Linked DNA regions of Homo sapiens: all the other regions are linked to region 2. A link is a contact called in ENCODE Hi-C or POLR2A ChIA-PET data. All regions are on one chromosome and are shown on one strand. Each heading gives the region's core, a stretch centred on a gene start or an enhancer-like site at or near the end of the contact. The rest is flanking DNA. Distances are from core to core; before and after follow the strand shown.

What was found. A loop is a pair of places that touch in the nucleus more often than their neighbours do. ChIA-PET counts read pairs that join two places held with the same protein, here RNA polymerase II (POLR2A). Pooled maps may share reads with other maps.
Region 1: a pooled map shows a loop between it and region 2 (5-fold over the local background). The contact joins the promoter of LINC02458 here to the enhancer-like site in region 2. A Hi-C loop is called at or near these places in 5 of 50 pooled maps. POLR2A ChIA-PET finds 5 or more read pairs at or near these places in 2 of 52 experiments (MCF 10A and activated CD4-positive, alpha-beta T cell).
Region 3: a loop to region 2 is called in a pooled map, with 5 times the contacts of the local background. The contact joins two enhancer-like sites. A Hi-C loop is called at or near these places in 5 of 50 pooled maps. POLR2A ChIA-PET finds 5 or more read pairs at or near these places in 2 of 52 experiments (A673 and activated T-cell).

The regions. Positions count from the first base shown.
Region 1 is chr12:89,016,984-89,021,822 of GRCh38, reverse strand. LINC02458 (long intergenic non-protein coding RNA 2458) reads left to right here and starts at 2,131. Exons shown (of 3, transcript NR_038385.1): 1 at 2,131-2,270.
Region 2 is chr12:89,179,721-89,184,262 of GRCh38, reverse strand. No RefSeq gene overlaps it. Among named protein-coding and RNA genes, the nearest start is that of LINC02458, 160 kb to the right of the region's middle. Within about 2 kb of position 2,587, at least 4 of the 41 ENCODE cell types and tissues checked have a DNase peak (open chromatin) inside an H3K27ac peak, as active enhancers do.
Region 3 is chr12:89,387,835-89,392,672 of GRCh38, reverse strand. All of the region lies in intron 9 of POC1B-DUSP6 (POC1B-DUSP6 readthrough), which reads left to right. The region is part of intron 1 of LOC124902980 (a long non-coding RNA gene); the gene reads right to left. Among named protein-coding and RNA genes, the nearest start is that of DUSP6, 38 kb to the right of the region's middle. Within about 2 kb of position 1,737, at least 8 of the 41 ENCODE cell types and tissues checked have a DNase peak (open chromatin) inside an H3K27ac peak, as active enhancers do.

The DNA of each region.
Region 1 (4,839 bases), core at 882-3,381, 160 kb after region 2:
TTTAGAAGTAGTTTAGTTCTTTTTAGTTAATGTTTCCCCAACAATAACATTGTATACTTTTGCTTGATTTTGAACATTCTATTTGTATCATGCTATATGTCATCTTCTGTGACTTATTTCATTTCACATTATGTTTCTAAAATGTCTTTCTATGCTTGTGAGTAGCTTTAGTTCATTCATTTTTAGGTTGTGTAATATTCCACTGCATAATTATTCTATAATATAATTCATTTAGTCACTCTCTTGTTGTTGGAAATTGGAAGGTTTTTCTTTTTTTCTTTTCAATTTTTACTGATACGAAGGATACTGTGATACATGTTTTATTCATTTCTCTTGGTATACATGCCCAACAATTCTTCTAGTTTCTAGGGTACCTAAGAGTGGAATTGCTTGGTCTTTGCATGTAAACTATTTAACTTGATATGAAGGTGTCAAACTGTTTTCCAAAGCGATTAATTTGATGTGTGTTCCCATCAGAAGTGTATTAATATCCATTCATTCAAATCTTTACCAATGTCTGGCAATGTCAGACTTCTGTATTTTTGTGCATTTAGTTTTTCACAGGTGTACTCTCTTCCTGATGTCTATTCTGTTCTGGTCAATAAATTTGACTCTGTGTCTATACCACACAGTATTAATTATTCTACTTTTGCCTTTTTTTCTCTTTTTGACAGAGTCTTGATCTGTGGCCCAGGATAGAGTGCAGTGGTGTGATCTCGGCTCACTGCAACCTCCGTCTCCCGGGTTCAAGTGATTCTCATGCCTCAGCCTCCCAAGTAACTGGGACTGCAGGCCCGCACCACCATGCCAGGCTAATTTTTTAGCATTTTAGTAGAGATAGGGTTACACCATGTTGTCTATGCTGGTCTTGAGCTCCTGAGCTCAGGCAATCCACCCATTCAGCCTCCCAAAGTGCTAAGATTACAGGCATTAGCCACCGTGCCGGGCCGGCTTTTTATGCAACTTGTCTTGACAACAAATTATCAATGTTCTCAAAATACACTTTGGGATTTTGCTTTTCAAAAGAGGCCAATGCCACCTCAATCACAGCTTTCAAACCTCCTAGCTCAAGGTTCAATGTCCTTTTCCTAGAGTCAGACAGTTGGCCCTGCCAGATTGCTGTGCACTGTCTCAGAGTATGATAGGACAATATTGGAGGTCCCAGATGTCTGCTCCTTCTGTCTCCAAGAGCCATCCTGGTCAACACCGTGTTGGCAGGTCAAAATATGTGCTGCTTGGCCATTTGCCCTTTTATGCATGATCCTGTAAATATCTGTAAGCCACCACTTACTTATCTACTCTCCCAATTATGAGCACCCAGGTTACCTCCAGTTGCTGGACACTACAAACCACACTGTCATCTTTGTGCATATATGCTTGCAAGCCTGTGTGAGGATTTATTTGAGATATATGCCCAGGAATGAAATGGCTGGATCATAGGTTATGTAGATACTTTATCTGCTTAAATAAGAACAGCAGCACCAATGTACACTTTCACATTACTCAACATCTTTACCTATGTGTCTCTGCATGCACAGGTATAAAGTCTGGAAAATTACAGTTTTGGCCTTACTCACACAACTTCCTGAAAATAATTTCTCAACCCTAGTCCCCATACATCATGAAAAGAGCCTTTCCTTATGACAATGTGGACTTGTGCTTCTTTGTCCCACCAGGTCCCTATCTATCTTTCTGCCTCCTCCCTATGCATGAAGCACCTCATCCTCAAATTTGGGGAGATCCTGTCCAATTTAAAAATTCTGCTACTCAATCATACTAAAATAGAAAGCTATGATTGATTTTGATGAGTATGACTATCTATTTGGGGTGGGAAGAAGAGATGAACATGGTTTGTTTTTTAGATGGTAAAAACAACTAAATAGAACACTAAGAGATGTGAGCAAGCACTAGAGTGGTGCCAAAATTGTTCTTCGCTCTGATCCCTCCGTTCAACAGATCTATAAAGCCCTTCCCAGTCTCTCTTCAGATGCCAGGGCTACGGGATTCCACTGGCTGTAGCACCTCATCGCCTGCTGTAGGCTCCATGACTCGTTTCCAGTCTGCCATCTTGTGGTCCTTCCTGTTGCTGCATTCATACTGGTTTACCGAGAGGGCAACAGTGGATTTAGTAGACTTCACGTAGCTTGCGTCGCTGCTCCTGTCTCCGTGTAACTCACAATAAAGAGATTTTGGCATCAACCGTGAGCTTAGGGGTAGAAGGGTATATGTTAGGAGGTGGGAGCAGAATCAATTCTTCAAATCTTAATGATGTAAGTCATAAAGATGTTTCCTCGAGCCACTGTTGATTCATTGTTAATGATTCATTGTTAATGATTCATTACTGCGTTTTCTGCAACACTAAGAAACCGTTGTTTCTACTAACTTTATAAAAAACATATAAGATAAAGAACAAGTGAAAATCCAGATTTTTTTAATGAGGTATGTATACCTTCGTGGAAAATTTGAAGACAGAGACAATGTTTTACTATTTTCATTTTTGCACCTACAGTTTCTAGCATAGGCTTGGCATCTTGTAAATATTCAATAAATGTTTGTTGAATGAGTGCGTTAATTGATTCTCCTACCAGTCTGAGCTATCAGTTATGTCTCTGTGGCTAGATGGACACCATGTCTTCCATCCCTGCCAAGAGTTCAACTGAATTCAAGTTTATAAATGGAAATGTGTGTGTATGAAGGAATTAAAACAATTCAGAAAATATAAAGTTTTAAAAACGACCTTTCCTAGACATAGTCATTGTTAATAACTGGGTATGTATCTTTCTAGACCTTTTCAATATTTCTATGTATTTACATATATAAATATACAAATCTATACACACATATAGATTTATTAAAACATAAAAGGGGTTTCTTTGGGAAATAGTTCTTGAATTTGCTTATTTTTCTTACAGTTAATACGTGTAGGAGATCATTCCATGTCCATATGTAGAAGTCTATAGCATTCTGTTTGGCAGATGGATAGCATTACATAGTATAAATGTCTCATAATGTTAAAATCATTTCCCCTTTAGTGGAAATCTTTGTTCTTACAATGTTTTCCTGTACAATTCTTGGCCATGAAACTTGGTACACAAATGTGTCTTTCTGTAGGTCAGTGTCCATGAAGTGGGGTTGCTGGTCAAAGTATATATTGTATTTAAAATTTTTCACGAATACTCCTAAATTTATTATGAATTGATACAAAGGCCTTGTCTCACGAATTAAGATTAATAAGAAATACGGAAATCATTATTACTTTTTAATTTTTAGGGATGTATTTGACATGATCCTAAATAATGTGGCTGGCTGAACTTCCTGTTTCCTAATCATTTGTATATCTTCTAGATACTTCTATATATGCTGGCTTGAAAAACTGGCACAGAGAAGCATAACTGGGCTTGGTTTTTCTTTTTCTCGTTTCTCCTATGGAGAATTCTAAGCAGCAGGTAGCACCCTGGAGCACTGTGTTTGAGCTCTGAGAGCGGTCCTTCTATGGATTCAACTGGTTCACAAAAGAAAACTTTTGCAGTATCAATATTTGATATATGTTTGACTTCATATTATTACATGACATTTCTTTTTGTCATGAAAAATGAATACTTATTTATTATAGAAAATATTAAAAATGCAGAAAAGTGTTAAAAATATAGAAATAAACTATAGTCTCATAAACCAGTGATAACTAACCTTAACATTTTGGTTTATATCTTACTAGATGTATACTGTTTTTAAACAAAATTGGGATGACACTATATTACCATTTTATAATCTGTTTTTTTCTCTCTACCTAAAAATATATTACAAACTTTCTGCCATATTAATATGGCATCACTTCAATGATTGGTTTAGAGAAAGCATAACCGTATAACACTTTCAGCTTACTCAGAATTTACAACTAGATCTCTGATGCTTCAAACTCATTTAAACACATATGATCTAAGGCAGAGAAATCCTACCTGTATGTTTGTATGTTCTCTGTCACTAATTAGAATAGCTATATCTTTCTGAGTAGTTACTACATACTAAATGTTTTGCAAAGCATGTGACATTATTTCTAATTGTCAAAACTACCTTCAGAAGTAGGTATTATTGTCAAAATTTTGCAGAAGAGGAAACTGAGATTCAAAGAGTTTCAGCAAATTGCTCAAGGACGCACAGTGAGAAAATGGTAGGGTTTAAATTAGAATCCAGGTCTATCTGCTTGTAAAACTCTTGCTTTTTAAAACTCTATCTGCTGTTTTGATATGCATAATATTTTCAAGTATGACTTCTGTTCTAAAAGTCGCTGTCTAATATTAACTTCATAATTGAGTTGAAAGTAATCTCTGAAAGGAATTAAGACGCTTTATTTATTTTCTTTAGCTACGTAAAAAAGTTAAAGCACAGTGTTTATTCTCTTTTCACTGATGAAAACAACGCTTTGCTTGCGGATGGGCAGAGAACTTCTGTAACAATTGGAACTAGAGCGCCATCTGTTGACTGTAGAGTTCTAGGCATTTAATACAGGAAAATTACAAATCTGATCATCACTATTACTTTCCTCAACAAAGAAAATGCCCTCAGCTGCTGGGCGCGGTGGTTCACTCCTGTAATCTCAGCACTTTGGGAGGCTGAGCGGATGGATCACCTGTGGTCAGGAGTTCAATACCAGGCTGGCCAACGTGGCGAAATTCTATCTCTACTAAAAATACAAAAATTAGCCGGGCACTGTGCCGCACACCTGGAATCCCAGCTGCTAGGGAGCCTGAGGCAGGAGAATCGCCTGAATCCCGGAGGCGGAGGTTGCAGTGAGCCGAGATCGCTCCTGCACTCCAGCGTGGGCGGCAGAGTAAGACTCCA
Region 2 (4,542 bases), core at 1,338-3,837:
TCCTAGGGGCCCTTATAAGAACAAACTTGAGAAGAAATACTTAGTTATTTCAAAACATGAAATGAAGCAACTTGTCTCCCATTTCATCCATGAGTCAAGAAATTTGTTGGAAATGAGTTCCCATATCATCTTCTATGCTGATTTGGAATAAACCTGATAAGTTGTTCACTTTCTCTTGGCTTTAGGATTCTTGTTTGTAAAACAAACGATTGTGAAATAAGAAGGTTGGGTTGCCTGTGATGAGTGGAGTTGTTATAGTGAGAAGTACTAAAAAAGTGTTTGGTGAAGAGATCACTGTCAGAGACATCTGGACTTGTTAAGTACACTAAACTCTAACAGGATGATCTCAGGTAGAAGACTAAAGTGTGGGAAGAAGACCCAACCTAAATCTACCTTACCATGGCAGTGTTCTCTTTCTTTCTCTTTTCATCTGAAGATGGGGAGGGGTGAAATAATGACCTGAGAAAGGGATGGGAAGAATAAATATCGGAATATCAGCATGTTCATGTTGGAAACAGGGTGGTCAGGTCAACCATCAATTCTACCCCAGGACTTTTTCGAATGGGCACCAAAGGACACTGATTTGCCTTCTTGATTTGTCTCCAAGTTAACTTTTTCAAAAGTTAGGGGATAAACACTATATTTAATGATTTACTACATCCAGTGTGCAAGAGTTTATGTAACATTTTGTGAAATGTATTTATGTTTTCAGGCAATATCATATTTTTGGGTAATGATTTTCATAAAGTAAAAATTTTTAATTTTCAAGAAGAGATAGAGAATAATTAGGGTCTCTGAGAGGATGCTGGAAAATCATGCCCAAGATTCTTCTCTTCTCTGCCATACTTCCCACCCAAATTTAATATAAATAACTCAGTGTGGTTGTCTTAGATTTTAAAATGTGAAGAGTCTTCCTGTTACCTTCCTAGACACTGTCTCCAAAATATATTACTGCCTGACTTGCCCAAAGAAAGAAAGCATGTTATATATAGTCACTGATTTCTTTGTTCTGGCTTCTTTTGCCACAAACAACAAACCACTATGCTGTAATATAATTTAATTTAATTTAATTTTTTTTGAGACAGGGTCTCACTCTGTCACCCAGGCTGGAGTGCAGTGGTACGACCAAGGTAGGTGGGACTATAGGTGCACACCACCATGCCCAGCTAATTTTTTATTTTTATTTTTTATAGAGATGGGATTTCACTATATTGCCCAGGCTGATCTCGAACTCCTGGGCTCAAGCAATCTGCCCGCCTTGGCCTCTTAAAGTGCTGGGATTACAGACATGAGCCACCATGCCCAGTCTGTAATGCCATTTAGATGGTTGTTCTACTTATCTAAAAATAAGTGCTGACTTTTTGTCACTTTCATTGGGACAAGTTTAACAAATTCTTTACCTACAGAAACTAGAGAAAGAATTTGACTATTAAAAATATGGCAAGTGTTTCCAGAGTTTAGCCTTTCTATAAAATGCTATTCATTAGGCAATCCTCATTTGCAGGGAGGAAATGGAAAAGGTGATGTGACAGAGAGTGACCAGGTTGGAGAAGGAAGGATGGCAGGAGAATCTCTACTTTCAATGTTCAGAGGGGGCTTCTTTCTACGGGGAGGTAACATCAGAGCTGAGAATAGAAGGCTAATGATGACAAGCAACACAATAATGACCTATAACTATTAAGCACTTAATTATATTTCAGTCATTTACATATATTAATTCACAGTGTCCTGGTATTCGTACTCCCAAGTCCCTGCTTTTAAAATTCCCTGCTCTTGTGGTTAAATCTTGTGAAAAATTGGGGAAGAATATTCCAGAAAAAGGAATGGCAGGTAGAAAGTCTTTAAGCAAGCATGAAATTAGGTATGTTTAGGAACTGAAAGAAGCTCAGAGTGGCTTGTGTGTAATGAGCTAGGAAGAAAAGTTTATATGTATGGGGAAGTATATTGAAGGCCACAGTGAAAATAAAAGTTTTCGTTTTGTTCTTTAGTCTTAGGAATTATCTAATTTATTATTACTTTTTTTTTAGATATTTGAAGGTAAACTTCTAATTTTTTACTGTACATATGCAATGAACTGGCACATAGCAGAACAGACTCAGCATAGTTTTTTGAAAGAAAATATTCTAATATCATATCTTCAATATTATACAAATAATTATTGAGTGTGATAGAATTTAGCTATTTAGTATTTCTACTCTTTAAAATATCCAAGTCTAAATAACTCGCCAGCTTGAATAATGTCATCCGCCACAGTCTAAACAGGCCTATTGACCACTCCAGCAGATTGTTTCTATTAGGTGCATTTTCTTCTTGATCTTAAGACTTCCACAAAAGTATAAATATTTAACATCTTTGAGCAATTTAAGCAATCACAGTTTGCTGGAATATTAAAAATGCAATAGTGATGAAAAACAAAAGTATTTCTAACAGAATGCAGACCCAGATCTAGATAAATATAGCTTACTTGTTCATAATCTTCTTTCTCAGGAAACCATGCCTGTCTTCAACAGGATTTTTTCAGTTTAGGTTTGCCCTTTTAACACACTGAGTCATTGTTTGGTAATCAGAACAGTCTCCCCTAGCATTACATTTTTTCTAGGAAATTGGCTCACAGGTTTGATCACGCTTAACAAAGGGTGTCTACCTTGTAAAAAAGGACAAAGCTCTGTGTTGGTATATAGGTACTGAGGAGATTAGCATTTTTTAAAAGACTATTTTTTAGAGTAATTTTAGATTCACAGCAAAATTGAGAGGAAGGTATAGAGATTTCCTGTATACTCCCCACCCCTACACATGCATAGCCTCCACCACTATTAAAATCTCCTATCAGGATGTTACATTTGTTACAGTTGATAAGCCTGCACTGACACAATATAATCACCTCAAATCCATAATTTGCATTAGGGTTCACTCATGGTGATGTATATTCTACGAGTCTGGACAAATGTATAATGACATGAATTCACCATATAGTATCATACAGAGTATTTTCATTGTCATGAAAACCCCCTGTGCTCTGGCTATTCCTCCTTCCCTCCCTTCTAACCCCTGGCAACCATTGATCATCTTACTGTTTCTATATTTTTGCCTTTTGCAGAATATCCTATAGTTGGAGTCATATAGTATGTAACTTTTCAGTTTGGCTTCTTTCACTTAGTATACAAGCATTTAAGCTTTCTCCATGTCTTTTCAAGGCTTGATAGCTCATTTCTCTTTAGCACTGAGTAATAGTCCATTTTCTGGATGTGCCTCAGTTTATTTATACATTCATCTGCTGATGGACATCTCAGTTGCTTCCAAATTTTAGCAATTATGAATTAGGCTGTTATAAACATCTGTGTGCAGGTTTTTGTGTGGACCTAAGTTTTCCATTTCTTTGGTAAATACCAAGGAGCAGGATTGCTGGATCATATGTTAAGAGTGTTCAGTTTTTAAAAAGCTGCCAAATTGTCTTCCATAGTAGCTGTACTATTTTGCATTCCTACCAGCAATAAATGGGTCCTTGTGCTTCACATCCTAGTCAGCGTTTGATGTTGTTAGTTCTGGGTTTTGTTCATTCTCAAAGGTGTGTAGTGGTATCTCATTGTTTCAGTTTGAATTTCCTTGATAACGTATGATATGGAGCATCTTTTGAGGTTAATATTTTAAAATACCACAATGGGTAGAAACAGAAATGCCTGTTCTACTCCTGTGCAGAATTAGAGAGCTGAATTCTCTCAGGATGATGAATAGTTTGCAGCCCCAAATATTATGAGCCTTTTTGACAAAAAAAATGAAACAAAAGCAAAAAGACAAAAAACAAACAAAAAACAGAGTAGCTTAGTACTTGGGGTATTAAGAACATGTTGAAAAAGATTGACCCCCTGAGGTTAGTGAGAATTGTTTTAGGTGAAGAAAAGGCAAAAAAAAAAAGCTTCATTCAGATGCAGGACTAAGTGTTTATTATTTGAGTCCAGAAATGGATGGGAGTGAATAAAAGGGGATGTTCCCTTAGTAGGGTGATGTTTTTGGCAACAGTACAACTGATGTTGCAAGAAGGGAAACAGTCTCCAGATGAAAATCTCTTACAGGTTGGCGTTTGCCCAAAACTGAAATGTTGACAGGGAAGTACAGGCACACCCAAAAACATCCTGATTAAATTGCAGGTGTTGTGCAAAACCAAGTGGGAAGAGCAAGTATTTTTAACTAGTAAGCAGATTCTGGTAGTTGCCTTATATATGGTGTGTGTAGTGTGTGATTTTATAAAATCTCAGGAAACAAGGTAACTGTTTTATGCTTTTGTTATCAAGCTAAGTTTTGTGTGGAGAATCATATACTATTTGTTTCGGAATGTACATTTCAAGTTATTTCTAGCGTTTTTTTTTGCAGAAGTAATTCCTCTTAAATAAAAATGTAAATGGAATTTTACTACATAGAAACGATATTTTATTCATAAAATAACCTTATAAGTTCAAATTGAATAAATTTCCTCAGTATATAGTCAATAAATGAAACTAAGGTTGTTTTGATTAATACAAAAACTTGGAATGAGAGCTTACTATG
Region 3 (4,838 bases), core at 488-2,987, 210 kb before region 2:
TTCTTCCTCCTCAGTGGTATAGAGCCTTGGGTTTGGAAGTGGCTGTTATTTAACCATCTCCTCCCTGTGCGGTTTGCTTGTTAGGACACCGGTGACCAGAATTTGGAAACTCTAGTTGGGGAATTTACACAGGCCATTAATTTCATTTTCACACTCAAATATGATTTAGGCCCTGCTACTGGGTCATCGGAAATAAAGTACCCATGTATTTTATTTGGTAGTTCAAAAAGCTTTGTGTTCAGTGACCAGTTTTTCCCAGCTGGCTTTATGCTCCAGGATTGTCCTCTCTTATTTCCAAAGGCAGGCTAGATTCCAGCTGTTTCCATTAAGGAGGGCTCAGGTGAAAGCTGCCTCCTCCATAATTTTAAAGCCATAACCTTGAAATGATGGCTTTGGAGCAACGGAGCCTGTGAAACTGGCTCGGTGCTTTTTTTCTGTCTTTTTTTGATTGATTGTTTTCAGTTTACCCTGTTGTTCTACCTCTCCTCCTTCCTCCACCCCTGACCCTGGAGTGGGGGAGGGATTGGGATTTAACCATCCATGAAAGATTTGGTAGCCTTGAAATGTGGAGTTCTATTTACCTAGAGGCCAAATATGAGGCCGGAAACAAAGCACATATACCCGCCCTCAACCTCAACCTGGATCCGATCTTCTCATTGCAAAGCAAAGGAACTCAACGAAACTCTCCAAGACTCATGAGGTGCACTAAGTATTTCCACTGCTAAAGAAAGTCACATGACTTAAGAGAGGACAGTGAGTTGCCCAGCAGTGGCAACTTTTGAGGCAGGGACCACCTCAGTAAAAGTATCCACCATATCAATTTTAAGATTTTAATTTTAAAAAATGGTTACTTTCTGTTTCTGTGGGATGAGTAGAAAATCCATTCCATACTTGCTTAGTGACTTTTTAAAATTATCCAATGAAATCTTAATAGAAATATTGGTGCAGAACTCTTTGAATGTAAAATTTAAATCACCATACCAAAGGCTAAGAATATGAAATAGTGGAAGGATGGCATGTGATGGGCTTGTGGAACTTCTGGGTAAGTGGTTTGGATGGTTTCTTCCATTAGGCAGTATATATGTGCTTTGAGTCAGACCTGTGTGTCTTCCTGGGTCTATCCTGACAGCTGATAAAAGGCTTGCAGCCTTACATATCTTTCCATGGCCACACAGTCTTGTTAACACACGGTGGGCAGAGTGGCCTGGAGGTGGTCAGTGAGTCAGCAGTGTGTTTCCCAGGATGGTGAAACACAACTCTTTAAAACTCTCTGGGGACTGTAAGAGACCCAAGGGGAAGAAGGCAAAATAAGTAGAAAATATGGTTCCTGGAAGAGCTTATAATTCAATTGTAGGAAAAGAACCCAAATACAGGGAACTTCTCATGAAGTGAAAGTCATGAATACACCCAAGCATACCATGGCACACAGGGCCATCTCAACTGTTCATGGATTACACTACCTACCATCTATATCTCCCCGACCTTCCTCTACTTGAAAATCCAGCTCAGGCATCAGCTTTTCCAGGAAGCCTTCTGACACCCCAGAGGATGAATGTCTTGTCCTCATACTTCCGCATGCCTATCTTGACCATTGCCCTTATCACAGTTTATTAGGATGTTTTTTTCATGTGAACTGTGACCTCCATGAGGGCAGTGACTGGGGTTTACTCATCAGTGTAGCCCCAGCACCAAGCCTAATGCCAGGCACAAGTAAACACATGGTCATAGTGAGCAAATCAGTCAACAATAACTGCTGAGGGTTTACAGTGACAAGGAATGACTGTAAGGTCATCAGGCATAGATCAGATGAGTTGAGTTTTGAATGAAGTTTGAAGGAAGTAGAACTAATTGGATTAGTAGGAAGAAGATTGGGCGTATCATTTATGGGAAATGTCAGTAGCTGCCTTGAGCTCACTCTCATGGAACATTGTACAGGGGATTTTAATGAGAAATGGAATTAATAAAAGAGGAAAGAGGATAGTCAGAGGACTGAAAGCACTTTGTATTCTGGACTTGATAGGCAGACTGTAATTCCACTACTGTAGATGAGAGGGTGGGCCAATGCCAGCAGTGCCCTGATCAAATTCTCACCAGAGAATCTATATTCGGCTTATTTAAATCCTAAAGTGCTTTTAGTTTAATGCAGCATTTCCTTCATTTCCTGTCTGAAATCCTTACACATATTTCAGTAGTAGCTGTGGGTTATTTCCACAAACTACAGTAAACCTGCCCCCGCAGAGGTCCAAGCCAACTGAAGTTTTTCCTTAAGGCTGCAACCTTCTTATCTTCAAGTGACCTTAATCTCACATTTATTATGACTTGAGCATCATTTCTCATGTATTCTCATATAGTAAAAAGCCCTTACTTGAGTTCTGCAATCACAGCAGCACCATCAGGAAGAGGAAATGAGCAGAGTTGTTAAGCAGAACACGCTGTACCTTTTTAAACATTAACCATTGTTCAGGTCTGTGGACCGGGCTGCTGAAAGCAATGGTGGGAATCAGGAATTACATGCAAAAAAAAAAAAAATCTACCTATGGAAAATTTTAGCATTCCCTTAATCTGTCTTGGTCCCCAAAGTTATATGGGCTTTTATTTTTAAAGACATAGAAGTGTAGTTAAGCTGACTTATCTCTTATCTAAAAATAACTCTATCTGACCCATGTCATGTTCAGAAGAGGACAGTCATGCTGTCTGACAGCATTTAAGTTGGTTTGACCTCACACTATTAGTATATTACTATGGAAGTGGTTTGTGTTCTATGAGGAACTTTGTCTTAGCAATTAAAAGGAACTTCATAATCTTTGCTATTTGCTGCCATAGCCTAGACATATAGTGGGTTAGCAGTGATTTTATAATTAATGAGTAACTTTTCGTTGCTCTCTTGATTTTGTTTTTCTATAAATGTGGATCACGGAAACCAGCATTTAAATGATTCTATGAGAAATGTGGTGGCTGGCCTGGTGCAGTGGCTCACGCCTGTAATCCCAGCACTTTGGGAGGCCGAGGCAAGCAGATCACCTGAGGTCAGGAGTTCGAGACCAGCCTGGCCAACATGGTGAAACCCTGCCTCTACTAAAAATACAAAAATTGGCTGGGCATGGTGGCATATGCTGTAATTGAAGCTACCTGGGAGGCTGAGGCAGGAGAATCGCTGGAACTGGGAGGTGGAGACTGCTGTGAGTTGAGATCGTGCCACTGCACTCCAGCCTGGGCAACAGAGCAAGACTCTGTCTCAAAAAGAAAAAGTGTGGTGGCTGCAGTCATCATTATTGTCATCATTTTGTTACTGGGCACTTACTATGAGCCAAATACAGAACAAATGATTTCTGTACATTAGATCCTGGCACTTCTATTGTAGTACTTCTCAAGGTGAACTTAAAGGTGTGGTATAAGTATCTATCTCTGCTATATGACTAGTCTCCAGAGTATAGGGTCTATATCTTATTCTGTTAGCTATTCTAACATCCTGCATGTATCAAGGCACTCAATAATTGTCTGTTACATAATAGAAACAACTTGAGATAACAGAATTATACCACTTCCAGGATCTTTAAAAAATTTTATAGGCCGGGCGCGGTGGCTCACGCCTGTAATCCCAGCACTTTGGGAGGCCGAGGCAGGCGGATCACACGAGGTCGGGAGTTCGAGACCAGCCTGACCAACATGGAGAAACCCCATCTCTACTAAAAATACAAAATTAGCCGGGCATGGTGGCACATGCCTGTAATCCCAGCTACCTGGGAGAATGAGGCAGGAGAATCGCTTGAACCTGGGAGGCGGAGGTTCCGGTGAGCCAAGATTGTGCAATTGCATTCCAGGCTGGGCAACAAGAGTGAAACTCCATCTCAAAAGTAAAATAAAATAAAATAAAATTATTAGTGTAGTACTGTTGACACAATGGTATTTCTAATAACAAATTCTGGAAACAAACTAAATTTTAACTCTAGGGAAATAGTTTAATGTAAGCAACAATATAACTACTCTATGTAGTATTAGAGTGCTGGTAGAAATGAAAATTTTTGAAAACAAAACTTGTCACCCTGAAAAAGCTTCTGATGATGTCAGGCAAAAGTGTCATAATACTAAATTGTATATACAGTTTGGTTGCTGCCATGTTAAAGGAGGAATGTTATTCATAAAGACAAAAAAGAACCTAAGGAAAAAATGTACCAAAATTTTGATAGTAGTTAAGGTGGAATAATTATGGACTTTTTTTCTTCTTTTCCCTGTTTTCCACATTTTCTATGCCACTTTTATATTGAAAATGTAAACACAATTTTGAAAGAAAAAGAAGAGGCCGGGTGCGGTGGTTCATGCCTGTAATACCAGCACTTCGGGAGGCTGAGGTGGACAGATCACAAGGTCAGGAGATTGAGACCATCCTGGCCAACATGGTGAAACCCCATCTCTACTAAAAATACAAGAAAATTTAGCTGGGCATGGTGGCAGGTGCCTGTAGTCCCAGCTACTCGGGAGGCTGAGGTAGGAGAATTGCTTGAACCAGGGAGGCGGAGGTTGCAGTGAGCCGAGATTGCACCACTGCACTCCAGCCTGGCGACAGAGGGAGACTCTGGCTCAAAAAAAAAAGAAGAAGAAGAAGAAATAAATAAAGAAAAAGAAAACAGTAATGTTTATAGCATTATCCTTGGTTAATGAGGTAATGGGTGATATTTATTTAGATGGTTCTTACTTTCAAAATTTTCTACCATAAACATGGATAACTGTTTTTTATTTTAAAAATTTCTAAACATAGCAAAGGGACACGTGCAGTGGCTCATACCCGTAACCCCAGCACTCTGGGAGGCCAAGGTGGGAGGATTGCTTGAACTCAGGAG